Linked DNA regions of Homo sapiens: region 1 is linked to region 2. Evidence: chromatin loops called from intact Hi-C (ENCODE). Cell type or tissue: Caco-2. All regions are shown on one strand. Each heading gives the region's core, and the rest is flanking DNA. Links, peaks and the distances in the headings are about the cores only.

What was found. A loop is a pair of places that touch in the nucleus more often than their neighbours do. Peaks named below come from ENCODE experiments on the same cell type or tissue, not always from the same donor. Only the 100,000 strongest peaks of a DNase experiment are listed, where the experiment ranks them.
Region 1: a loop joins it to region 2, with 9 times the contacts of the local background. A loop is called at or near these places in 1 of 110 quality-filtered maps.

What each region holds. Positions count from the first base shown.
Region 1 is chr13:81,176,797-81,189,856 of GRCh38, forward strand. No RefSeq gene overlaps it. Among named protein-coding and RNA genes, the nearest start is that of LINC00564, 44 kb to the right of the region's middle. In Caco-2, for the core only: no CTCF peak of the experiment used is centred there; a DNase peak (open chromatin) is centred at 7,835.
Region 2 is chr13:81,239,177-81,252,236 of GRCh38, forward strand. No RefSeq gene overlaps it. Among named protein-coding and RNA genes, the nearest start is that of LINC00564, 19 kb to the left of the region's middle. In Caco-2, for the core only: no CTCF peak of the experiment used is centred there; no DNase peak of the experiment used is centred there.

The DNA.
Region 1 (13,060 bases), core at 5,399-10,398, 60 kb before region 2:
GCCCGCCTTGGCCTCCCAAAGTGCTGGGATTACAGGCATGAACCACCACGCCCAGCCAACAGCAAAAATTTTAAGACCTCTAGAGAGCAAAGCAAGGAACACCAGTGGGTTTCAAAGGTAAGTAAAATTCTCAAATTATCAATGTCGTTACTGAAAGTTGGAATTTGTGTTAGTAATTATTTTAGCTATCATATATATTACATATATTTTCGCATGCATGAAATGTAAGAAATATTTTAAAATAGAAATAAAAAAATAAGTAATATAAACCCCTTTAAAAATAAATATTATTGGGAGTAGTCATTTGCCCTTTATGGAAATAAAAATTGGAGTAACCTCTTCAAAACAAATTTGTCAGTATGTATATAAGAAATTCAAAATGTGTCTACCATTTGCCCCAGCATACCACTTCCAGAAATTTCTCCTAAAAATATACTTACGGGTGTGTGCAAGGTCGCAGTTATAAGGATGCTTTATCCCCTGTACTGTGATTTATGATAGCAGAAATTATGGCTAAAGCCAACGTTTGACAATTAGGGAACAATCATATAAATAAGGGTATGTCCACATAATAAATTTTGCCATAATTATTATAAATAAATAAAATAATGCTGCATGTCACTATTGTACATTTCAATGTCCACATTCTTTCCAAAGTTTTCACAGCATATTTAGTGCTCAAAGATGTTCCTTTACATTTTTGTAACTTCTTTGAAACACTTTTTTCAATTATAAAAGCTTTTATTATTTTTGCCAGGTTAATTTTAAATTTTGCTTTGTTTTAACTGACAAAATGTTGTATATATTTATTGCATAAAAATATAGTTTTAAAATATGTATACATTTTGCAATGGCCAAATTGAGCTAATTAACATATACATTACTTCACATAATTATTGATTGTGGTGAGAATACTTAAAATCTACTCTCTTAGCAATTTTCAAGAGTATAATACATGTTATTAATTATAGTCATTATAGTTATTTATACAATAGATCACTTGATCTTATTCTTCTTCACTAATGGAAATTGTGTATTATTTGACCATCTCCCCCAAAAGACAGGTACAAGTATTCCTTGTTTGTACTTAACTACTTATATATTTTTTCTATACCAGGGGCATATATAATGCCAATTATATGTCTTCTATTTGTTTCAATTTATCATTTAAAGTCTGTATATACATTTAAAACTTCTATTTAAAACACATTGCTTCAAATACAATTGCTTATTTTTATCACATATAGTAGGAATTACAAATAATGTATCATAAATGTTTCTAAGTGACTGAAAGGCACTGATGAGCTTTGGCATGTGAGCATCCTAAAAAATAATGCAATGCAATATCTCTTTACACCTTTGTAATAGGCATGCCTGAGAAAGCTGGATAATGCAGAGAGCTGGTTGTATGCAAGACAGGAAATCACTCCCACACTTCAGGTGGGCGGGTGAACTAGTGTAGTCCATTTGTAGATCAATTTGGAAAAGTCTAGTCAAATAAATATATGACCCAAACCTTCAATTCCTGGAAGTAGGAGCCAAAGGAATGTCTACATATAGAAGATTGTATTTTACATAGTATTAGGGAGTTGGAAGTGATCTGTGTTCATGGTTGGGTAGGGCATAGCAAAATGTGGTAAGAGCACAACATGATGCACTTGGCTATAGGTAGAATCAGTAAACTACATAAAGACATAGACATGTACTAAGTATGCAAACAAAAAGTAGATTAATCTTAGAATTTTAGAGCAGAGTAAAAAGAGTTGAATAAAAAACAAAAAATGTACACTTCCGCTTTCCTTCTAACTCACGTCCCAGATTAAGCTATTTTAACAATGAGACCCAAACGTTTGTTTGATATGCCCAAGGTTACCATAGTTATTATATTCTTTATTGGTCTATTTTTATACAATCTGCATGCTAACTAAGCATGGTTTTTAACTTTGTAAATGGTTGTTAAAGGAATGAAAGAAGCAGGAGGAGTAGAAAGGGGAGGATAGGAAGAAGGAAAAGAGGAAGTAGAGAAGAAAGGGAGAAAGACCATAAGTCTAAGATATTTACCATCTGAAACTCTAAGGAAAAATCTTGGCCGGTCTTTGCTATTAACAGTCATTCAGGGACCCATCTCCTTTGTCTTACTGCTCTGGGCTTCTCAATCTGCAGCAAGCATCAATATCACCCACCTATAAGGCTGTAAACCAGATTGCGGACCCCATCTCTGAATTTCTGACTCAGTAGGTCTGGTACACAGCCAGAGAATTCACAGTGCTGAAACTAACAGTTTCTGAGGTGAGACGGATGCTGTGTACCTGGGAAGAACACTCTGAGGACCAGTGCCTTGGAGCACTGCTGTTAACTTGCCTACTTGAAACCACATTACCCCCACATCTGGGTAGCACAGAGTAGGAAGTAAGAGAAACAACACATTTAGTATTCTGAGGCTCAGACCTGGAAGTGTTTCACATCACCCTGCTTTCATTCCACATGGACACACCAAGCTGCAGAAAATTCTGAAAAATGTAATTTATAATTCTATTACTATTGAATAAGGTGATGATGAATTTTGGTAGAAAATTAGCAATCTCTGCTACTGTAGTATTTACATAAATTAAAAGTGCATGAAAATGAAGTAAAAAATGCCCATTATAAAAGAACATATGGAAACAAAAACCTGCATATTAAATCATGAAATTGATTGCCTCTGTGGGAAGGGAAATGGGTGCTTTTGTGTGTGTGTGTGTGTGTGTGTGTGTGTGTGTGTGTGCATGTAATTTTCACAGACCAATCAATAATGTAAACTGAGTAAAATAATTCAATTATCTGTACTTGAGGTTAAAATAAAAAATCAGGGCTAGGCACTGTGGCTCACTCCTGTAATCCCAGCACTTTGAGAGGCCGAGCGGGGTAGATCATTCGAGACCAGCCTGGCCAACATGACAAAACCCCGTCTTTACTAAAAATACAAAAATTAGCCAGGAGTGGTGGTACATGCCTGTAGTCCCAGTTACTCAGGAGGCTGAGGCATGAACTGGGGAGGCACAGGTTGCAGTGAGCTGAGATCATGCCGCTGCACTCCAACATGGGTGAAAGAGCCAGATTTTGTCTCAGAAATAAATAAAATAAAATAAAATATCAGTCATCCTACAAATAAGCATGTATTTACTTCAGAAAAATACATATAAATTTGTCTTGGAAATTTAATTTATTTTTATACATTGATTATAACTTAATTACCTAAGTTTTTGAGTAATTATAGTACTTAATTTATTTAAAATTTGAAGAACCTGCCATGCGCAACATGAGAAACAAAGGCTGAATCAGTGCTTATTCAGACTTATTAAAAATGAAAACTAAAATGATTTGCTACTACAGCTCTTTGTCACAGAAAAAACAAAAGCCCATTTTGGTTCAAAGCCTATGATACTGCAAAGCTTCAGAAGATTTGGCAATTTCTCATCACTAAGAAATATAATAATAATAACGTAGCTGACATTTACCAAAAGCTTATAGTACAATGAGCATGCTGTACTAAGAGTTTTGCATGTACCTGCTTATTTAATCATTGAAATGACTGAATGAGATAGGTACTACTACAATCACCACTTTATGTACCAGGAAACTGAAGTACACACAATAAAATAAGCAAGATCGCTAGTTAGTATCTAAGAGCCAGGTTTGAAACTTCTGTTGTCCTTCTCTCTGAGCCTGCATTTTTCAGCCACTACCTTAAACTTTCTCTTTGTAGAAAGAGAACATTGTTAAACACTGTAATAATGAGGGAGCAGCACACACACCCAGTGTGTGCCACAAACACACAGAACATCATTAGTACATGAAATAAAATGTTTTGCTGTGATGTTTTCAGAGAAAGATAGGATAAAGTCACAGTCACAGAATTAGTAAGAATAGCTTCTATATTCTTCCTAGTCCTAAAATAAGCTCTGCTCTTCTGTGATGTACTAAGATAGAGAGAACTGTTGTTTAAATAGTGGAAATAATGTTATCTCTGTTGGTCAGAGGTGGCCGAATGACTTCTTTGAAGGTAAAACCTTGAAAATGAAGTTAAGTTGCTCAGAGATGAATTGACAGGTACTGATATCTGTTTGTATTTTCCACATTTTGAAGAGGAAAAGAGTGTTGCTGCTTTCTTATCTCCAAGGGGAGGAGAGGTTGATGGTGATTATTCCAATCCAGGGTTGGTGAACGACTGCCCTCTGGCCAAATCGGCCTGGCTGCCTATATATGCAAATGAAGCTGTATTGGACTCCAAGCACACTCAGAATTTAGATAGCAGGTATAGTTGATTTCCTGTAACTATGGTGTAGGGATTTTTCCTCAACCCCCAAAAGTTCATAGTTGGAACAGACCCTTATTACAGAAGACAGATTAACAAGAGAAAAACAAACAAGTGGCTGGGCATGGCGGCTCACACCTGTAATCCCAGCATTTTGGGAGGCCAAGGTGGGTGGATCACGAGGTCAGGAGATCGAGACCATCCTGGCTAACATGGTGAAACCCCGTCTCTACTAAAATACAAAAAATTAGCTGGGCGTGGTGGCAGGCACCTGTAGTCCCAGCTACTCGGGAGGCTGAGGCAGGAGAATGGTGTGAACCTGGGAGGCGGAACTTGCAGTGAGCCAAGATCATGCCACTGCACTCCAGCCTGGGTGACAGAGCGAGACTCCGTCTCGAAAACAAACAAACAAGTACATTAACACATATATTTCATATACACATGGGAGACACTCAGAGAATGAGTAGTTCTAAAAAGGTGGCTTTGAATTCCAACTTATATAGCATCTTCAACAATGAATAGTAAATTTTTAGAGAAGTAATAAGACAAAGGAAGAGGACTTCGAGTTTCCACAGGTGGTCACTTTGGGGAAGGGTAAATAAATGGCAGAGAAAGACTGCTTAGCAAAGCCTGTTAAGGTATATTCCTCTGGTACCATCTCCAGGTCCATAAGGGTCTACAGGTGTCATCACTGGTTAATTTTTGCTCTCCTTGGTTGAAGGGGGAAGGATACCTTTTCTTTGTAACTCTGTGTTCTGCTTTTAGGCAAATAGGGGAAGGACAGAAGCTTTCCTGAATCTGCTTCTTCTTAATTTCTTCAGCTCCACAATCCTTCATATTTGGGGGCAGCATATTCTAGCCTCCCACAATGGCAGGGTTGAAAGGCCTTCGGGACCAGATATATTTACTACATCAATGATTAGGAAAAAATTGCTAAACTGTATTTTAATTCAACAAAAGCAACTTGCCAAGATGAGGTTTGGGGAGCTCAAGTTTAAATCAGTCAGTGCTGACTAATGACACTCTTCTAGCCAATTGGATTAGGTTGAGAATGGGAATGTGACCTAATTCAGACAATGAGGCAAGAGGGACGTTTTCAAAGTGTGTATGGAAAATATTTCTCTAGCAGCATGTGGCAAAATGAATAGTGTCACTCCCAAATTATTGCTTGTCTGGAACTCAGAATATAATCTTAATTGGAAGTAGAATTTACGCAGATGTAATTAGTTAAATATGTTCGTAATAATATCCTGCCGGGTTTAGGGTGGGCCTTAAATTCAATGACTTGTGTCTTTATAAGAATAGGAGACAGCACAGAAACATACAGAGCAACGGTGTCAAAGCAAAAATTGCAGTGGTCAAAGTTAAGCAGGTGAGAAAAACTTTATTTGATTATATTACAATAGGGTAGAGAGGCTAAAACTCAGGCTGAGATCAAATCCACTGACAAAAATGGCAGATATTTTAAGAGCTGGGGTGAGGGGATTCTAGGCCATATGTTTTTGTTAATTAGCTTTACCCAAAGGAAAATAAACTTTCTTATCCTATCTTTTTGAAAATAAACTTTCTCATCCTATCTTCTTGAAAATAAACTTCCTCATCCTACCAATCTTCTTGACAGGAGGTAGTTTTACTACTTGGAGCAAGGTGCTCACTTTAGTTAGGCTCCTACTCTCCCAGATAGACCAATTTTCCTTGATAATTACATTTCAAAATATGGCTCTCAAGTATTTGAGAAAGATAACTCAGGATTTTAAAACTGTCTAGTGACTTTGAAAAAGATTTATATGTCAAAGAGGCAGAGAACAAATTTGCAATTGCATGTTTTCTAAAGTAAATGCTCTAAGAAAAGGGAGGAAGAGCAATCTCCCTGGTTAGGTCACCTGGATTCTGTAGGGGCCAGAGTAGGAGGGAGGTGAGGTCTTGGAGGCAGAAAGAAGACTGTCTAAGGTTTATTCAAGCTGAGGGAAACCCTGAGGCTGGCTTGAGCAAAGCCCATGTGTTGGCAGAGATAGGATTTACGCTGCCACAAACTAAGGATGCCAGGACCTACAAGAGGCATAGGAAGAATACTTCCTTAAAGCTTTCAGGGGGAGCATGGCTCTGCCAGAAACTTAATTTAGGCTTCTGGATGCTTGATCTGTGAGAGAATGCATTTCTGAAATTTTAAACCACCCAGTTTGTTGTGATAGGTGATGGCAGTCATAGAATATGAATATACTATGGGCCATAAGTCTTCTTTCTCCCCAAGTTTGGATGTAGCCCTGGAAGTAATTGGTAAAAATCTTACTTTGGGATTAATTACACCCACTGTGGAAACCTGAGAATTGAGAGAAATTGTCCTAGTAATATCGATGAAATGCAAAATCAAGTCAATATACATTGGGCCTCTATTTATCCATCTTGTTTTTTGAAGCAATAAATGCCATTTAGGTTGATGTAGTTTTGAGATGGAACCCTGTTACTTGCAAACAAAAACATCTTAATTGGTGTATGCACTGCACAACTCGGGAGAGCAGCCCCACATAGATTACAGTGTGAATGGCACTTTCTGGAATTATTCAAAGCTGCAATTCTACCTACTTCCTTATGGTCATTTTGCATCCTTCAACATTATACCAAGCAAAACAGTTTGAATGCTCTGTGAGTCTCGGGGTTACCACTACTACCTTTTGGGAGATATACTGTGAGAATTAAATAGCAGCATATATGAATTATTTTGTAAATTATTTCATGTTTTAGAAACTTTAATTTGTAAAATGTATATAATAATATGTACTTTGCATAGTTATAAGGATTACATGTGAAAGGAAAAATAAAATCACACATTATGTCACATATTAAAAAGTAATAGATTTACTAAGAATCTAAAATTTGCTGGTGCTGTTACTATGACAATGACCACAGCAGTTTCTCCTCCTCCTCTTACTGAAGTTATAAAATCATTGCAGGCTCTACAAACAAAAGAGGCTATAGTTGTATGAAAGAACACATCTGTAGCACAGCACTTTATTCACTTCAATACTGTAATCATCAAATCCGAGTACAAAACACATTTATACATTTTTTGATGAAAAATTTGCTTAGAAAAAAGCTAATATGTAATAAGTGGGCAAATGTGACCTTGAGAAAGCAAATAATGAACTCATATCAATCTAATCATATTTAAGAGGAGCAAATGGAAAATCTTACTTTTACAAAATAATGTACAATTTTGGAGGAATTACAATACTTGATTTATGAGGCCTATTAGACACTATACAAATGAAGACAATAAAGAAGAGACTGGCCTAAAAATTGACAAATAGATCAAACAAAGTAAATATACAGCTCAGAAATTGACCCACCTGTGTAACATAAAAATAAAATTCTAACCGATCACCCAAACTGACTAAATGGACCCCTTCTTGGCCAAGGAGATTGCAAAACAACTTGTAAACCAAAATTAAAATTCTAAGCTCCCCCAACCATCTGAATGGATGCCTCTCAGGCAAGAGCATTCCAAAGTTAACCTGAAAATCTAGTTCAGGCCATGATGGGAAGTTGGGGATGGACATGCCTCATTACCGTTAACATCAACACAGACCTTGATAAGACTGATAGAACAGCCTCTTTAAGTCTGATAAGAAACGTTTACAATCTATTCTCTCTGAAGCCTGCTACCTGGAGGCTTCATCTGCATGATGAAACATTGGTCTCCACAACCTCTTATCATAACCCAGGCATTCCTTTCTATTGATTCCAGGCCTTTAGATAATAACCAATTGCCAATCAGAAAATCTTTGAATCTGACTATGACCTGGAAACCTCCCACCCCACCCATCAGTTCCTGTTGTCTTGCTCTTCTGGACAAATTCAATGTACATCTTACATGTATTCATTGATGTCTTATATTTCCCTAAAACAAATAAAACCAAACTGCAGCCTGACCACATTGGGCACAAGTCCCATGTCATCAGGATGAGGCTGTGTCACAGGCATGTTCTTAACCTTGGCAAAATAAACTTCTAGATTGATTCAGTCTTACCTCATATCCCTTTGGTTTACAAAGCTTAAAAACAGAATTCTCAGTCATGATGGGAAGGGAAGTTGGACACGCCTAATTATACCACTCCCTTTTGAAGTTTAAGCACAACAGCTGACCAGCAATAATGTTAAACTAGAGATTATAATACTGACAAAATAGACTCTTTGGGGCGATAAGATACCAAATTATAAAGAAGACCTAAGGTCATGCCAGGCAAAAGTTAAGTCTCACCTGCAGGCCATCTATCTTGCTAAATAGCATCTTCATCTTAACTAAACCATTCGTTTCTGTTGATTCCAAGTTTCAGGCACAGCTTTATTCCTTTAACCAATTGCAATAAACGAATCTCTGAATCCACCTGTAGCCTATAAGCCCTCATTTCGAGGTATTCTTCCTTTTGGGGCCAAACTAGTTACACCTTCCATGAGTTGATTTTTGTCTTTGTCCGTAACTCCTGCCTGCCGAAAAGATGTTAAACCAAACCATGATCTGACCACTTCAGGGCCACTTACTCAAAGCTTCTTGAGTTTGTGTTTTCTCTAGGTCCTGGTCATGCATATTGACTCAGAATAAAGCTCTTTAAAAATTTTACAGAGTTTGGTTTTTCTGCTAACATATATATGCATTCATATGACACTTTTAAAATGAGACAAAGTAATCCAATGGGGATAGGATGCTTTTTCAACCAACGGTGTTGGAATGTCTCAAACCCACACGAAAAAAAATACTGTATTTGACTTTATACACCAAATTTAATTCAAAATGAAGCATAGATCCAAATGCAAATGCTAAAATTATAAAACTTCAGAGAAAAGCACAGAAGGTATCTGGTCATGGCAATAGGTGAAGGTTTCTTACGTTAGTCATGGAAAGCAGCACTCAAAAAGGACAAAATAGTTAAATTAGGCTTCATTAATATTAAAATATCTGTTTATTGCCAGGTACGGTGGCTCACGCCTGTAATCCCAACACTTTGGGAGGCTGAGGCAGGTGGATCACCCTGAGGTTAAGAGTTCAAGACCAGCCTGGCCAACATGGTGAAACCCCATCTCTTCTAAAAACTACAAAAATTAGCAGGCACCTGTAATCCCAGCTACTCAGGAGTTTGAGGCAGGGAGAATCGCTTGAACCCGGGAGGCAGAGGTTGCAGTGAGCTAAGATCACACCACTGCACTCCAGCCTGGACGACAGAGTAAGACTCCATCTCAAAAAGAAAAATTGTTTATTAAAAGACCCAATTAGGAAAAAGATTTGGCAAGACACAAACTGGAAGAAAATTTTTAGAAAACACATATGGCTTAAAAACATATATTTAAGAAATAACTGATAGCCGTAATGTGTAAAAAAATCATTTTCACTAAGTGATAAAAAGATAAACTACCAAATGTTAAAAAAAAATGAGTTGAATAGAAACTTCACAAAACAAATAAGATACATAGATACAAAAGGCCAAGAAGCACATGAAAAAATTTTAATATCTTCAGGCGTCAGGAAAATACAAATTATAGTCACAAAATAATACTAGCTCACATCCACCAGAAGAAAATAAAAAAACTCATGGCACTTTTTTTTTTGCTATTCAGTGGACTCTTTTTGTGAAACAATGCAGGAATGTAAAATATATAGCCCCTTTGGAAAAAAGTTCTGCCAACATTCTTTAAAACTAATTATTGTTGTTCCTGGTACAATGCAAAGAATTGGTAGAAATGTAAAATGTACAGCCCCTGTGGGAAAAAAGCTCTGCCCAATTTCCTTTAAAGCTAATTGTATATTTACTCTACATTCCAGAAATTTTATTCCTTGGCATTTAGCCAATGAAAATGAAAACATATTTTTACAAAAAGAATTTGTACCAAAATTCAAAGCAAATGTATTTTTAAAAAGACAAAAAAAACCCCACAAATTTTAACTATGAATTGTAGAAGAATGGATAAGTAAGATGAATTAATTTATGATTTGAGATATGTTAAATAGACATGCAATAAAGCATCTATAACAAAAATATCTTGATGGTAGTTACATGGGTTTTCATTTTTAAATCCTTTGTTTATTTATTTATTTATTTATTTTTGAGATGGAGCCTCACTCTGTCACCCAGGCTGGAGTGCAATGGCTTGATCTCGGCGCGACCTCCACCTCCCAGGTTTAAGTGATTCTTCTGCCTCAGCCTCCCAAGTAGCTGGGATTACAGGTGCCCACCACCATGCCTGGCTAATTTTTGCATTTTTAATAGAGATGGGGTTTCACCATGTTGGTCAGGCTGGTCTCGAACTCCTGACCTCAGGTGATCCACCTGCCTTGGCTCCCAAAGCACTGGGATTACAGGGGTGAGCCACCGCACCAGGCCTCATTTTTAAATTCTTTAATCATTGCTGTATAAGTTTTTATTATAAACTAATAGTGAGAAAACTGCCAGGTGCAGTGGCTCACGCCTGTAATCCTAGCACTTTGGGAGGCCGAGGTGGGTGGATCACCTGAGGTCAGGAGTTCGAGACCAGCCTGGCCAATGTGGTGAAACTCCATCTCTACCAAAAATTAGCAGGGCATGGTCGTGGGTGCCTACAATCCCAGCTACTCAGGAGGGTGAGGCAGGAGAATTGCTTGAACCTGGGAGGCAGAGGTTGCAGTGAGCAGAGATCATGCCACTGCATTCCAGCCTGGGCAACAGAGCAAAACTCTGTCCCCCCCTCCCAAAAAAATAATAAATAAAAATAAAATATTTGGGAGAAAGCTGTTCAAAAGACGAATAGCCCACTTCTGATAGCCACATATAACATGCAAAATTGGAACACTCCAAAGGGTGATCTTATGAGTTGGATGGATGAGGGGTAAGGAAGGGTCACTGATAAACAGGACCAAGGGCTTCATAAAAGGTCCTTAGTGAAATCATAAAGCAGCTTACAGCGGTGGGTGGGTGGCATAAATAGAAGAGGTCAATAAAATAGAGCACCTAGGAGTTTAGTGTGCTCATTTGGGGGAAGCAACATATTAAATCATCTTCAGCTGCAGTGTAGAGGAACAAGAAAGATAGTTAAGTATTAATTTCACAAATACTGGATAAAAGTATTCACATATATAGTGTAAAATATATACGTTGCTCTTTCCTTCACTCAGATGTTAAGAAGGTTCTTTGGGTGTCCTGCTTGGCACCTGGGTGTTTGCCTTTCACATTTGTGTGTTGAGTGCCTCTGTGAAATGCAAGAAGTTTAAAGAGGCTACATTGATTTTCGTTAGTAAGATTCTCTTTTTTTTCTCCCCAAATCCACCAATTGCTTCTAATTTCACTTACATAAAGTCTAAAGCCTTAAAATACCTAGAAAGATCTGGTCTCTGTGAGTGATCTTGCTCACCTCATGTCTTGCTGCTTTTCTTCTCACCTACTGCATTACAACAAATAGTCTCCTTGCCACTCCTGGAGAAATGGAAGGCCTTCTGCTGCCTTGGAAACTTTTCATTTACTGCTGCCTTCACCTGAAATTATTCTCCTCAGATACATCAGTCACTAAATTGTTTATTTCCTACAGGTCATTAATGTAATACTACCTTATGCGTCAAGCCTTCTCCAGCCACACTATCTAAAAACTGCAATCTTCACTTCTCTGTTACTACTCCATTCCCATATTTAATTTTCTAACACCTAGAGCAATATAATTTACTCTATATTTTGCTAACCAAAATTCCTATTTGCCTTTCTCTTGCATTACATTTTAAACTACATTAGGATATATAATTTTCCTTGTTAGTGTTCACTGGTAATCTTGAGCACTGAGCAAAGTGCAGTTCATATAACTGATGCTTGATAAACAATTATTTTTTGAAATAGTGATACATGAGTGGAATGTTTATAATTACTAATATTTTAGCACATATTATATACGACTTTTTTATTCTAAGTGTATTGCAAGGTAACTCATGGAATTCTCACAACGACTCTATAAGGTAGATATTATCGTCCCTATTTTATAAATAAGGAAACTTACGTAGTAATAATTTCAATAACTTTCTCAGGGTTAAAATAGCTAGTATGTAATGAAAGCTAATTTGTAATACAGAGTAGAAATAAAGGGGAGTCATCTTAAGATTGAACTTTTTAGGCATAAGAGAAAAAAGATAAATTCTAGGGACCCGTGCTGTGATCTGAGAGACTTTGAGAGGTAGGTATAAGATATTGAGATGTTTTTAGGTTTGTTTTCTTTGATATATGATATGGAAATAATGTTGCTGCCTCTATAAATATTGCAGCAAAATTTACATAAATTTAAAGCTATTTGACTCATATTTATGACTGTTGAAAATAAGATTTAGCTTACAATTTATTTGGGTTATATGTAAATATAATCTTTATTAAATGTAAGGGGTCAGGCTGTAGTAGGTGGGCCATTGCTCAAAACATTTCAATAAGGGTGCAGAGCAGGATGTATAACTTAAGAGCTTCATTAATTCATTTGAAGCTTGGATCTGTAAAATAAAATCTATGGTCAAACTTTATAATTTTATGAAAGAAAGATATATATGTCCATATTAGTATATTATAATTTATATTGTAATTTGTATTTTAAAAATTATATTAGGTCTTGTCTCACGTTATTTAACATACTTTATGCATATGGCATTTTATATTAAGCACAAGTATAAATTTATATTACTTCATAGTGTCACTGTAAAGTTAAAATCCTAGAATTGCCTTTCCAAATCTATTTTGTGCCATGAAAATACAGAATGAACTATTGACCATTCTT
Region 2 (13,060 bases), core at 3,247-8,246:
CAGGATTGAAGCAGTACTTAGCAACCACCTACACATTTTTTAGCATTATTAAGTTAAATAGCAACAAATAGAAATAGTTGCATGTCTTAGTATAGTGCATTATTGCTAAGAGATTTTTTAAATGTACTTGTTATACTGTGGTTTTTTTTAGTATAATATTAATTGTATTAAGTATCTTTTTTTAATATACTTTAAGTTTTAGGGTACATGTGCACAACGTGCAGGTTTGTTACATATGTATACATGTGCCATGTTGGTGTGCTGCACCCATTAACTCTTCATTCAACATTAGGTATATCTCCTAATGCTATCCCTCCCCCCTCCCCCCACCCCACAACAGGCCCTGGTGTGTGATGTTCCCCTTCCTGTGTCCATGTGTTCTCATTGTTCAATTCCCACCTATGAGTGAGAACATGTGGTGTTTGTTTTTTTGTCCTTGTGATAGTTTTCTGAGAATGATGGTTTCCAGCTTCATCCGTGTCCCTAGAAAGGACATGAACTCATCATTTTTCATGGCTGCATAGTAATCCATGGTGTATATGTGCCACATTTTCTTAATCCAGTCTGTCATTGATGGACATCTGGGTTGGTTCCAAGTCTTTGCTATTGTGAATAGTGCCTCAATAAACATATGCGTGCATGTGTCTTTATAGCAGCATGATTTATAATCCTTTGGGTATATACCCAGTAATGTGATGGCTGGGTCAAATGGTATTTCTAGTTCTAGATCCCTGAGGAATCACCACACTGACTTCCACAATGGTTGAACTAGTTTACAGTCCCACCAACAGTGTAAAAATGTTCCTATTTCTCCACATCCTCTCCAGCAGCTGTTGTTTCCTGACTTTTTAATGATCGCCATTCTAACTGGTGTGAGATGGTATCTCATTGTGGTTTTGATTTGCATTTCCCAGATGGCCAGTGATGATGAGCATTTTTTCATGTGTCTTTTAGTTGCATATATGTCTTTTTTTGAGAACTGTCTGTTCATATCCTTTGCCCACTTTTTGATGGGGTTGTTTGTTTTTTTCTTGTAAATTTGTTTGAGTTCATTGTAGATTCTGGATATTAGCCCTTTGTCAGATGAGTAGATTGCAAAAATTTTCTCCCGTTCTGTCAGCTTATGTAGAAAGCTGAAACTGGATCCCTTCCTTACACCTTATACAAAAATTAATTCAAGATGGATTAAAGACTTAAATGTTAGACCTAAAACCATAAAAACCCTAGAAGAAAACCTAGGCAATACCATTCAGGACATAGGCATGGGCAAGGACTTCATGTCTAAAACACCAAAAGCAATGGCAACAGAAGCCAAAATTGACAAATGGGATCTAATTAAACTAAAGAGCTTCTGCACAGTATACTGTGTTTATAAAACAACAAAAATTTACACTTAAACTTCAGTGACATATACATGAAATATTATTTAACTGCAAAATCCAAACTGGTCAGAATAGGTCAAAATGAAAAAAAAAATCTATATAACCTGAAGGAATTATACAGAATATTCATTTTGATAAAGTAACAGTTTTTTTTATAATATACCAAAGCCATTAAATAATTAGGTGTGAACCAAATGTGTGCATGATGCATACAGACAATTATAAAATGTTGACGACAGAAATCAAAGAAGTCTTAAATTAATGGAGAGATATACGACATTTATAGACTGGAAGACTCAAAATTGTTAAGATGTAAATCCTCCCCCAGATTGATCTACAGATTAAACAGTCATAATTTAAATCTCAGAATGGATTCTGGTAGAAATTTATAATTTAAGCTTAAAATTTACATGAAAAACAAAGGATCTAGACCAATAGTTTTTAATAAATGAACAAGGTGGATACCTCATACTATTATTAAATAGTAAGTGATTTCAAGGATTACTATATAGAGCCACAATAATAAGTATACAATGGTTTTATCCTAAAGATTGACAAATCTGTCAATAAAGCAGAGTCAAAATACTTCCACATATATATGGGCAATTGATTTTTGACAGGAAGGTCAAATGGAGAATGGATGAACTCTAGAAAAACATGGTATATGAACAATTGGATATCCATATGCAATTTCTGAGAGAGAAAGAGACAGAGAGAGAGAGAGAATGACCCTTGCTTGACCCATTATGGCCACTGTGTGTGTGTGTGTGTCTGTGTGTGTGTGTGTATAATACATATACAGTAACACAGTGTGCAATGTAGGACTAAATTTAAACAATAAAACTTCTAAGAAAAAAACATAGTAGAAAATGTTTGTTACTTCAGGTAAGGCAAAGATTTTAGGTACAAATCCCAAAGCAGGACTGATATAAGAAAAATTTATAAATTGCCCCTCATCAAAATTAAAAAGCAAACCCTTGGAATGGAGGAGTTAAGAAGGATAAATCACATAATGACAGTAGTAAATGCAAACATGAAATTGTTTTGTCTATCTCTAAATAAATAAAACTTTTCATTTATTTTATGACCTTTTTAAAATTCTACTGGTATAGTGCACAATCAATGATATCAGATTATATTTCAGTACATTTGGGAACTGGTTATGTTAAGTACAAAGGCTTAGATCATATATTCCACTATCAAAATCAGGGATAAGCAGTAGTTTTCCTAATGATCCAGATAGTAATTATTTTAGGCTTTGATGGCCATAAATTTCTGCTACAATTCAACTGTTGTTGGAGCTCAGAGCAACCATACAAAACAGGTAAACAAATAGACTTATCCAGTGGATCCCTATTAAACTTTATCTATGAAAACAAGTGGCTAGTCTAGCCTCATATTTTGTCAAATACCAATACAAAATCAATCATAGCCATGGAAAATCTTTTTTAGGTTACTGCTAAGTAACATAAAATCATAAAAATGGCTTGCCACTTTGAATATTGAAGGTTTTTGTAGATACTCTCTGTTTGTTCATGGGTTTCTGTTTGCCAGATTGATTGTTTGCTTTTGTTCTTCACGTATTGCAGTGAAAAGATGCTAAACCACAACTTCAGTTTTACACTCTCATTCTTCTACTTATTAAATTTGGTTAGAATCACTGAAATTTTCTGAATTTCACTTTCTCCTGCAAGTGGAAAATGTAATAATCATGAGGATTAAAGGAAATTCAAAGATCACTTTGAATCTAAAATTTATTACACATATATAGCATTGCTTTTGCTGCCTCATTCCCTACTCATTCTTCATGGTTGCTTCACTTCCAAGTTTGACTAAACTCTACTAAAGATCCTGACCAATAGCATTACCATGCATCCACCTTTCCTTTGAAGGAAGGACATTCTGCATTGATACAACTGTTACCCAAATGTTAGCATTTGGATAGCATTCTAAATTGCATTCTAAGTAGCATTCTAAGTTGATTTCTCTTTTCTAAGTGTTTTCCTTTGGTTGAAGCAATTGTTTCCTCCCATGCTACCAAAGTTGTCTTGCACAAACTCATTATTCAACTGCTGTTAAAATGTGGTGATTTATTACTGCCTGTGCATAGAAACTCCTTTTTGTGGTAGATAGGAGAACACTTCGCTTTTCAGCCAAGTGCTCAGTGTAACCCCTACCGTTTCGTGCTCCTGGGCACTCCACATGGAGAGGTCTCATCTGGTATATAGTCGTATACCTTGCCTCTACCTCCCTTCTTCTCTTGACACTCTGGAGAAGCAGCCAGGCACAGCTCCTGTAAGTCCAATTCGTTGTGTGTCTCTGTCTACGCTCTATAGGTGTCACACCAAAGACCAACCTTCTGGCCTCAATAATGATTTTTGAAGCTGCTATGGCCATGTGCATGTTGGTAACAGATGTATATATAAATTATCCTCATTACTATTGTACCCCCCACACAAGTAAAGATTATTTTTTCTTAAAAAGAAAGTGTATCTTGGCTGTGCACTGTGGCTCAGGCCTGTAATCCCAGCACTTTGGTGGTCCATTAGGTGAAGAGATAGAGACTATTCTGGCCAACATGGTGAAACCCCATCTCTACCAAAAATACAAAAAATTAGCTGAGTGTGGTGGCATGCGCATGTAGTCCCAGCTACTCAGGAGGCTAAGGCAGGAGAATCGCTTGAACCCAGGAGGTGGAGGTTGCAGTGAGCTGAGATAGCGCCACTGCACTCCAGCCTGGCGACAGAGCAAGATTCTGTCTCAGAAAAAAAAAAAAAAAAGAAAGAAAAGAAGAAAGAAAGAAAGAAAGTGTATTTTAAGGTTTTAAAGATAAAAAAACTTAAGCTCTTTCTCATCGTACATAGAATCTTGGCACACATTAACTTAAAAATCTTATCTCCTACCACTTTCCCCTTCCCTATTTCATGTTTGTGTGTCCTATATTCTGGTTACTCCAATATACCCCTTATTCTTTAAATAAGCCATGATTATTTATGTTCACTCTGTGCTTTTCCCTATGCCCTTCAGATTTCTTCCTATTTTGATGCTACTTCTTGTGTAAGACTTATTTGTACGTATCCTTGGAGTGAACATTCATATTTTCTCTTCTGTGTAACACTTTGTACTTATCTATAAATGAGGACTTTCTAATATACTCTCAATTTTATAATCTGACGTCCACCACAAATCTATTATCTTCTTAGCTCAGCCCGATGTAGTCTTCTTTTTATCGATATTTTCTAGTTCAAAGCCTGGAATAGAGTAGAAATTCAGGAATATCTGGTAAAAATGAATTAAAATTATGAAAAAGACAAGATTTTGTCTCATAGAAAAACACTACTGTAGCATTTTCAGCTTTAGTGTCTTTCTCTACATTTTCTCGATTTATAAGAAATGATTGCTAATAACTTTATAATAACTTTTGGTAACTATATATATTCTATTCTTGATATCACTGGAGCTGTGAGTTTAAACATATTCAAATAGTTCAAGTTATCCATTGCTCACATATTCTTTATTCTCCTTAGAAATTGTGCCTTCTTATTCCTTATATATCTTCCTTGGGTTTTCTTATATGAGTTGACAGTTCAGATAATGACAGAAGGAAAAAGAAAACTGAAAGTTACTGCCTGTTTAGTGCCATCTGCTATTATATTTCCTTTTGCTAGTTGCTCAAGGAGCAGCTTTTTAAAATTTAATTTTGGCAATACTTTTCTATACGTTTTCAGCATCCTTCCCCCTTCCTTTTTTATATGCTGCATATCTCTGATTTGGCTTCTCAAATATATTGCTTCATTTTCTACTCTGAAAAAGGTTTAAGATTTCTCTAATGCCAGTCACTTGTCAACTTTGAAAGGAATCTAGACCTAGATTGGAAAATGTTTAAGAATTAGTCTAGACATACAGGTCAGGGTAATTGAGATGCCTCTGCTTTCTGCATCCTTTCTGTCATCTTGGTTTCCAAAGATTTAAAACACAAAGGCCATTAGAGTAAGTATTACTGGGAACATAATTTTCCTTGAATCCTTTTGTCTTTCCTATCCAGTAACTTAGCTATATTATCAAAAATGCCTCAAATTTCACAGCCGTAAATGAGCACAGTATCCCTGAGAGCACTGAATATCAGCCAAATAATGCCATTTTGCTACTATGGGTTCTACCTCCATTTTTGGATGAGTTAATTTACTAAAAGTAGAAAACTAAAAGCTATATATGCTAAAATATTTATTGCAAAGTATATTTTTATATTTTCTGATCTTTTCTAAGACATAAGTTACACACACCAGACACACACACACGCAAAATTTGTTTCATTGTACTACTTTACATTTTCCCCCATTATTTGCTTGGCTAAATTTGATCTTCTCTAACAGATCTCCACCTGCCCTGCGCCCCTTTCCTCCATTAAAATGATAAGTTCTAGAAGCCCAAGAGGACTCTTTGTAGAGGAAATTGACATGAGGATAAAAGGGAGTAAAACCAATTCATAGAGAAATTTCAAAACCAATTCAGGAATTTCAAACTTCTTCAGAAAAGAAATGAAAAATTAGTAAGTATTTGTTCAGAGGAAAAGATTTAAGCAAACTTTTGAAGTTGTTGTGAATGTGTAGGAAGAACTGGAAGACAGACTAAAATTAAGGGATGTCAATCAGACAGATGAGGGGTAGCTATATGAGATGAAATAGTATACACATTCTATCTACTGCTATAATAATTTTAACTAGACTGATGATAGGTAAAAGAAAAAGATAAAGGGTCTAAATATGTTTAAATTAATTTGGAAATTAATTAAATGTGAGAGGAAAGGGGCAAGAAGAGATAAAAGATGCCTCCTAGAAAGAAAAAGGGAGCTATATTTTTAGGGTCATTATGTGCCTTATACTGAAATAAAAGAGATTTTCCTAACCCATTTCAAGATCTCCTTTTATTAAAAAAAAACTTACTGTAATTCTTGATCTACACAGAAATACTTGTAAGAAAGATAATTAGAATAATATAGGTTTGAACAATGTACAGATAGTGACATAAGATGTCATTTGAAATGGTTAAAATTTTAGGTAAATTTAAAGAAAGTTGATTTAAACTTAGCGCTGCTTCTCTTAAAATAAATTATAATGATCATACAATTATGGGTTACAAAAGTAATACCACTCAAATGTGCATTTTACAATACAGATGATTTAGAAATATTTTAGCTGTCAAGCCTAAAAATACAATGGCATTTTAACAATTTGTATAGTAATAATGTATACACATTGACACAATGCACAGGTCATGAGTAAAGGTTGCTTACTTGTCACACAATCAATATATCTAGATAATCAGCACCCGGGTCAAGAAATAAAATGTTATCAGCATACCAAAATCACTCTTCAGTACTTCTGTCAATAACTAACTTCACTCATTTCTCTAAAGGTAATAAAATCCTGTCTTCTATTGCATAGACTTGTTTTGCTTGTTTCTTTGAAATTCATACAATTGGAACCATTTGTTCTTTATTTATTTTCAATTACATTAAGTTTGTGAATGATCCATGACATTGTATGTAGCTATAAAAATGATTAAAGCTAAAATAATAGAAAAAATAATGAGTTTTAAAACTTACAAACATCAATGAGACAATTTATGGCTATATTTATATGTGTGCATTGGACAAGGGTACATGTGTTTTTATCTTAAGATACACCTTAGTCTGGGCCGGAAATGGTGGCTCAAACCTGCAAATTCCAGCACTTTGGGAGGCTGAGGCAGGAAGATTGCTTGAGGCCAGGAGTCTCAGACCAGTCTGGGCAACATGGTGATACTGTTTCTTAAAAAAATTTTAAGTATTAGCTGGGCATGGTGGTGCATGCCCCTAGTCCCAGCTCCTCTGGAGGCTGAGATGGGAGGATCTCTTGAGCCCAGGAGTTTGAGATGGCAGTGATCTTTGATCGCGGCCCTGCATGCCAGCCTGGGTGGCAGGGCGAGAAAGTGAGACCCTATCTCTTATAGAAAGGGGGAAAAAAAGGAGAGAGAGAGATACACATTAGTCTGAAGTGGATTTTGTTGGGTCTACTTATCTAAGCTGGAAATACATTATGCATAATTTGCTTTCCTGCAGCGTTCTGGATTAGAGTCAGCCACAAGAGACGTGCATGCATTACGATTTGGAAGGCAAAAGTACACCAGCACTTATTTTCTTGTCACATTCAGAAAATTGGTGCGAGGCACCAGGCACACTGTGGCTGTTCAAGCATATTGTTGCTGATATTCTGACTCCTTGTGGAAGTAGAGCGGCATCCAGCTTTACAGAGCATCAGCCAGATCTTTTTTTTCACTTTCTCTGAATCATGGGCAGGCAGGTGCGGCTGCTGGAGCAGGGGAATGGGCCTGCAGTTTATTTAGCTCCTGTCAGATTCCTAGCTCCAACTGCTCTAATTGCAGGGCTAGGTGTATGTTTAGCTCTATGGCAGGAGGTGCCAGCTTCTCCTGCATATCTCAAACTTCAGCAAAAGCTGGCAGCTTGGAGGTAGTGAGACACAGAGGTGAGATCCAGTTCATCAAGGCGAGTTCCAGTTTGTCTTCGCAGTCTTCTAATTCATGTCTGTCTTGCCTTCCCCACTGCTTGGCCTGCTGATTTTAGGCCTGGCCTCAGATGCAGACACCACAGCCATACACACACACTGTATAACCACTTTCCAAAATTACCTGAGGTCAAATCCTTGTAATAAATCTGTTATTCTGCAACACTCTTAGTTAGTGGTCCTGCTTCTTTAATTACTTACTATTCTGGGGCAATTAGTTAATTATCTCAAAACAAAAAAATTTTTAGACATAGTAACACCGTTAAAATCAACTAAGTATATTAAAATATTTCAGATTGCTTATTTCTGAATGGTAAAATTCTTTATAAGTTTAAAGTGCAAGGAAACATTTATACAGATAAACCAATTAAAAGTCAAATGTAAAAATGAAAACTTGTGAACATTTAAATATCATAAATATAAATGCCAGCAACAGATTACAAAAATATTAGGATCTTACTGACAGACCTTAATGTCCTTAGTATGCAAGTTGGATTTGTAAATCAATACAAAATATGAATATCATTTGCTGTACTTATTAGGAAAAGCAAAAATAAGTTAACATTTAATAAATATAATTTCATATGTTAAACTCATTCATTCTAACAAAATTGCAAATTAAAATTTTTTGCCAATCAATTACAAAAAGATTAGGTTAGGAGACAAATGGTTTCTTTGATTGTAGACAAAGTAGTATTAAAGTATATATAGCCATGTGTTGATTAACGGCAGGAACGTGTTCTGAGAAATGTGTCATTAGGTGATTTCATCATTATGCAACATCATGGAGTGTACTTACAGAAACCTAGAGGGTATAACCTACTGCACACCTGGGCTATATGGTATAGCCTATTGCTCTAGGCTATAAACCTATTGTGCTGAAGACTGTGGGCAGTTGTAGTGCAATGGTAAGTATTTGTATACTCAAAACATACCTAAACATAGAAAAGGTACAGTAAAAATACAGTATAGGAGATAAAACATGGTATAGCTGTAGAGAGTACTTATTACAAATGGAGCTTGCAAAAACTGGAAGTTGCTCTAGGTGAGTCGGTGAGTGAGTGGTGGGTGAATGTGAAGGCTTAGAACATTATACTGCTGTAGACTTAATAAACACTGCATACTTACACTTCCCTAAATTTATTTTAAAAAATTCATGTTTTCAGTAATGAATTCACCTTAGCTTACTGTAACCTTTTTACCTTGTAATTTTTAATTTTTTAAATCTTTTTGACTCTTTTGTAATAGTTTAAAACATACATTGTACAGCTCTACCAAAATATTTACTTTCTTTGTACCTTTATTCTGTAAGATTTTTTCTATTTTTAATTTTTTCCCCTCTTAAATTTTCTTAGTAAAAACTGAAACACAAACACACATGTTTGCCTAGGCCTACACCGAGCCAGGATCATCAATATCATTGTCTTCCATCTCCACATCTTGTCCCACTGAAAAGTCTTCAAGGGTAATAACACCCATGGAGCTGTCATCTCCTGAGATAACAACGTCTTCTTCTGGAATTCCTCCTGAAGGACCTACCTGAGACTTTTTTACAGTTAACTTTTTATTTAAATAAGTAGAAGATGAACATTCTAAAATAATGATAAAATATATAGTATAGTAAATACATACATCAATAACAGTCATTTATTATTATTATTATTATTTTTGAGACAGAGTCTCCCTCTGTCTCCCAGGCCAGAGTGCAGTGGCGCGATCTCGGATCACTGCAAGCTCCGCCTCCCGGGTTCATGCCATTCTCCTGCCTCAGCCTCCCGAGTAGATGGGACTACAGGCGCCCACCACGACGCCCGGCTAATTTTTTTGTATTTTTAGTAGAAACGGGGTTTCACCGTGTTAGCCAGGATGGTCTCGATCTCCTGACCTCGTGATCCACCCGCCTCGGCCTCCCAAAGTGCTGGGATTACAGGCGTGAGCCACTGCACCCAGCCTATTATTATTATTTACTATACATAATTGTAAATGTGTGATACTTTTATACAACTGACAGCTCATAGTTTTGTTTTCACCAGCGTCATCGCAAACACGTGAGTAATGCATCGTGCTGTGACATGACTATAGCAATGAAGTCACTAGGCGACAGGAATATTTCATCTCCATTATAATCTTATGGGACCCCTGTTAGATAAAGGGTCATTCATTGATCAACACGTCCTTATGCTGCCCATGACTGTAGCTGAACTTAACACCAGTTATAGTAAAGAACATGAGCAATAAGCGGCCTCAATAAATTAACGCATTCTATTATGTGCAAGCCATAAGTGGGCTCAAAAATTAGCACATATATAACACATCAATGTTACCACTATCAAGAGTGAGAGTTGGAGTATAAGAAGCATCTCAGAATGTCCCTCTATTCCTTCTAATCACTGCATTCTCACTCCGCCCAAGATACCACTCTCCTAACTTCTAACATCATAGGTAAGTTTTCTCCTTTGGATAACTTGACATAAATGTAGAAAACCTATTACTGACATAAAAGAAGAATGAAAGAAGATTCTTTACTGGGGAAAGTTGTGCGGGTTCAACAAATCACTGCTAAATTATGGAAGGAAGTTCAATAATTTTTACATTTGTTTAGGCCGAAACTGTCTCCTTCATGATTTGTGGGAAACAATCCTGGCAATTATTGTAGTACATTTAACAACGATTAAGTAGATTTAAATTTCCATTTTCTTACAAGTACTTTTGGTTGTTTCCAAGGGTATTGGAGGCCAACATCCACATGAAATGTGTCCATCTGTTTAAGCATACGTGCCAGGCAGCTAAACTTACAGAACGACCAGTCAGGCCCCCTCAGGATATGTATGTATTTATTTTTCTTTTAAATAAGCAAATCAGACTTCTAGAATATCTTGGTGGTTAATTTTATGTGCCAACTTGACTGTGCTAAGGGATGTCCAGGTAGCCTGTAAAACATTATTTCTGGGTTTGTTTGTGAGGGAATTTCTGGAGGAAATTAGCATTTGAGTTATTAGACTGTATCTGAAAGACCTGCCCTCACCAAGGTGGGTGGACATCATCCAAGATTAAATAGCACAAATGGCAGAGGTAGGGCTCATTCTTTCTTTTGCTTCTTGAGCTGGAAGATCCATCTTCTCCTGCCCTTGGACATAAGAGCTCCTGGTTCTTGGGCCTTTGGACTCAGGGTTTATACTAGCGGCCTCCCATCCCCACCCCCAACCCCTGCTGGTTCTAGAATCTTCAGCCTTGAACTGGGTGTTACATCATTGGCTCCTCTGATTCTCATGCATTTTAACTCAGACTGAATTACCCCACCAGCTTTCTTGATTTTCCAGCTTGCAGGTGGCAGATAATGAGACTTCTCAGCCTCCATAATCATGTGAGCCAATTTTCGTAATAAATCTTTTCATATATGCATATATTTATAAATATATATTGTATCCCTTAAATAGATGACCTATAGACTATAGATCTCAATTTATGGTTTTATTTCTCTGGAAAACTCTGACTAATACACATATAAAGCCTGGCTCTGGTGTGATTTATTTTTTCTTCAATTTTAACATGAAATTGATTAGGAAGAATGTTACATCAAATAAAACAGTTTCATTATACAATGAAAAAGAAACACTGTACTTTTAAATATCAATTGTAAGACATGCAATTTTAAAATAGTTAAAATAGAAACAAAGGTTAATATTCTTTTCAGCTAGATGAACTAAAAGGAACCTGGTTCACTCTCTTATTTAAAAAAACAAAAAAGGGACAAAATATAAGCAACAGTTTTTGAAACACAGGGTATGAGGCAATGAAAGACAATGATTTTTGAGAGAAGGGAAACCAATGAGGGGGTCCTTCAATCTGCCAACGCCTACTACTGTGTTGGGGTGTTTTCTGGCCATGGCTCAATGATGGTAAATTTAGGTAGTCCACATCACAGAAGAGGAGAGATGGAGCTCAGAGTCTGAGGAAGCCAAGGCAGCTAGAATTCACAAAACAAAATATTGAAGAGGAGAAAACTGTGCAGATAAAAAACTTTGGAGATATAAGAGGGTTTCTCTTAATTATTTAGCTGAGTAGAGAACAGTGCATGCATTTGAAGAAACTGAGACCAGGGAAAGAACCACCTGAAGGATTAAAGTCAACATGGTTCATGCTCACATAGGGCCAGTAGAGCCTGGTCTTATCATCCAAACAGGAAATCCTCAAGATTCATGGGGCACTGGGTAGTGTATCAGAAGAACTTGACTTCAGCAGTGAGAATAATTGGCCCTAGACTGAGCGCTACCACCTAACAAATCTTAAAAGAAATAACCAACAAGGTCAAATTGTTTCACATAACTATCTCATAAAAAAGCTGAAGAAAATGTACAGGAATACAGAAGTACTGAGGATCTAAAAAGGTAGATTCACAATGTCTGGCATCCTATACAAAATTATCAGGCATGCAGAGAAGCAGGAAATTATCACCCATAAGAAGAAAAACCATTCATTGTAAACTAACTCAGGACTGACATAGATGTTAGAATAAGACAGGATATTAAAGGTTATTGTAATTATACTCCACAGGTTTAAAAAGTCAAGCACTGACACAAGATATTTTTTTAAAAAACTCAAATCATACTTACAGGGAGCAAAATTATAGTATGTGAGATAAATTGTCCTTATTTGCAGACAACATGATTATCTCCGTATAAAATTCAACAGAGTTTACAGGAAAAAAAAAGCTGCTAGAAATGAGTTTAGCAAGGATGAGAGATAAAAAAAATCAATACATAAAAATCAGTGGTATTTCTATGCACTATTAATGCTACTTGGGAAAAAAGTAGCATTTACAAAAGTATAAAACATGAAACACTTCAGGATAAATACAATAAATAATATTAAAAACCTGAATATTGAAAAATACAGAACAATTTAAGGTACATAAAGAAACATTAATGAATGGAGAGGTAAACCATATTAAAGATTAATGAAAAAACTCATTATTGTTAAGATATCAATTGTCCCCAAATATATCTGTAGATTTAATACAATCCCAATCAAAAGCTCAGTAGACATTTTTTTTTTGGTGTGGAAATTGACAAACTGAATCTAAAATTCATGTGAAAATTAAAAGGAATTAAAATA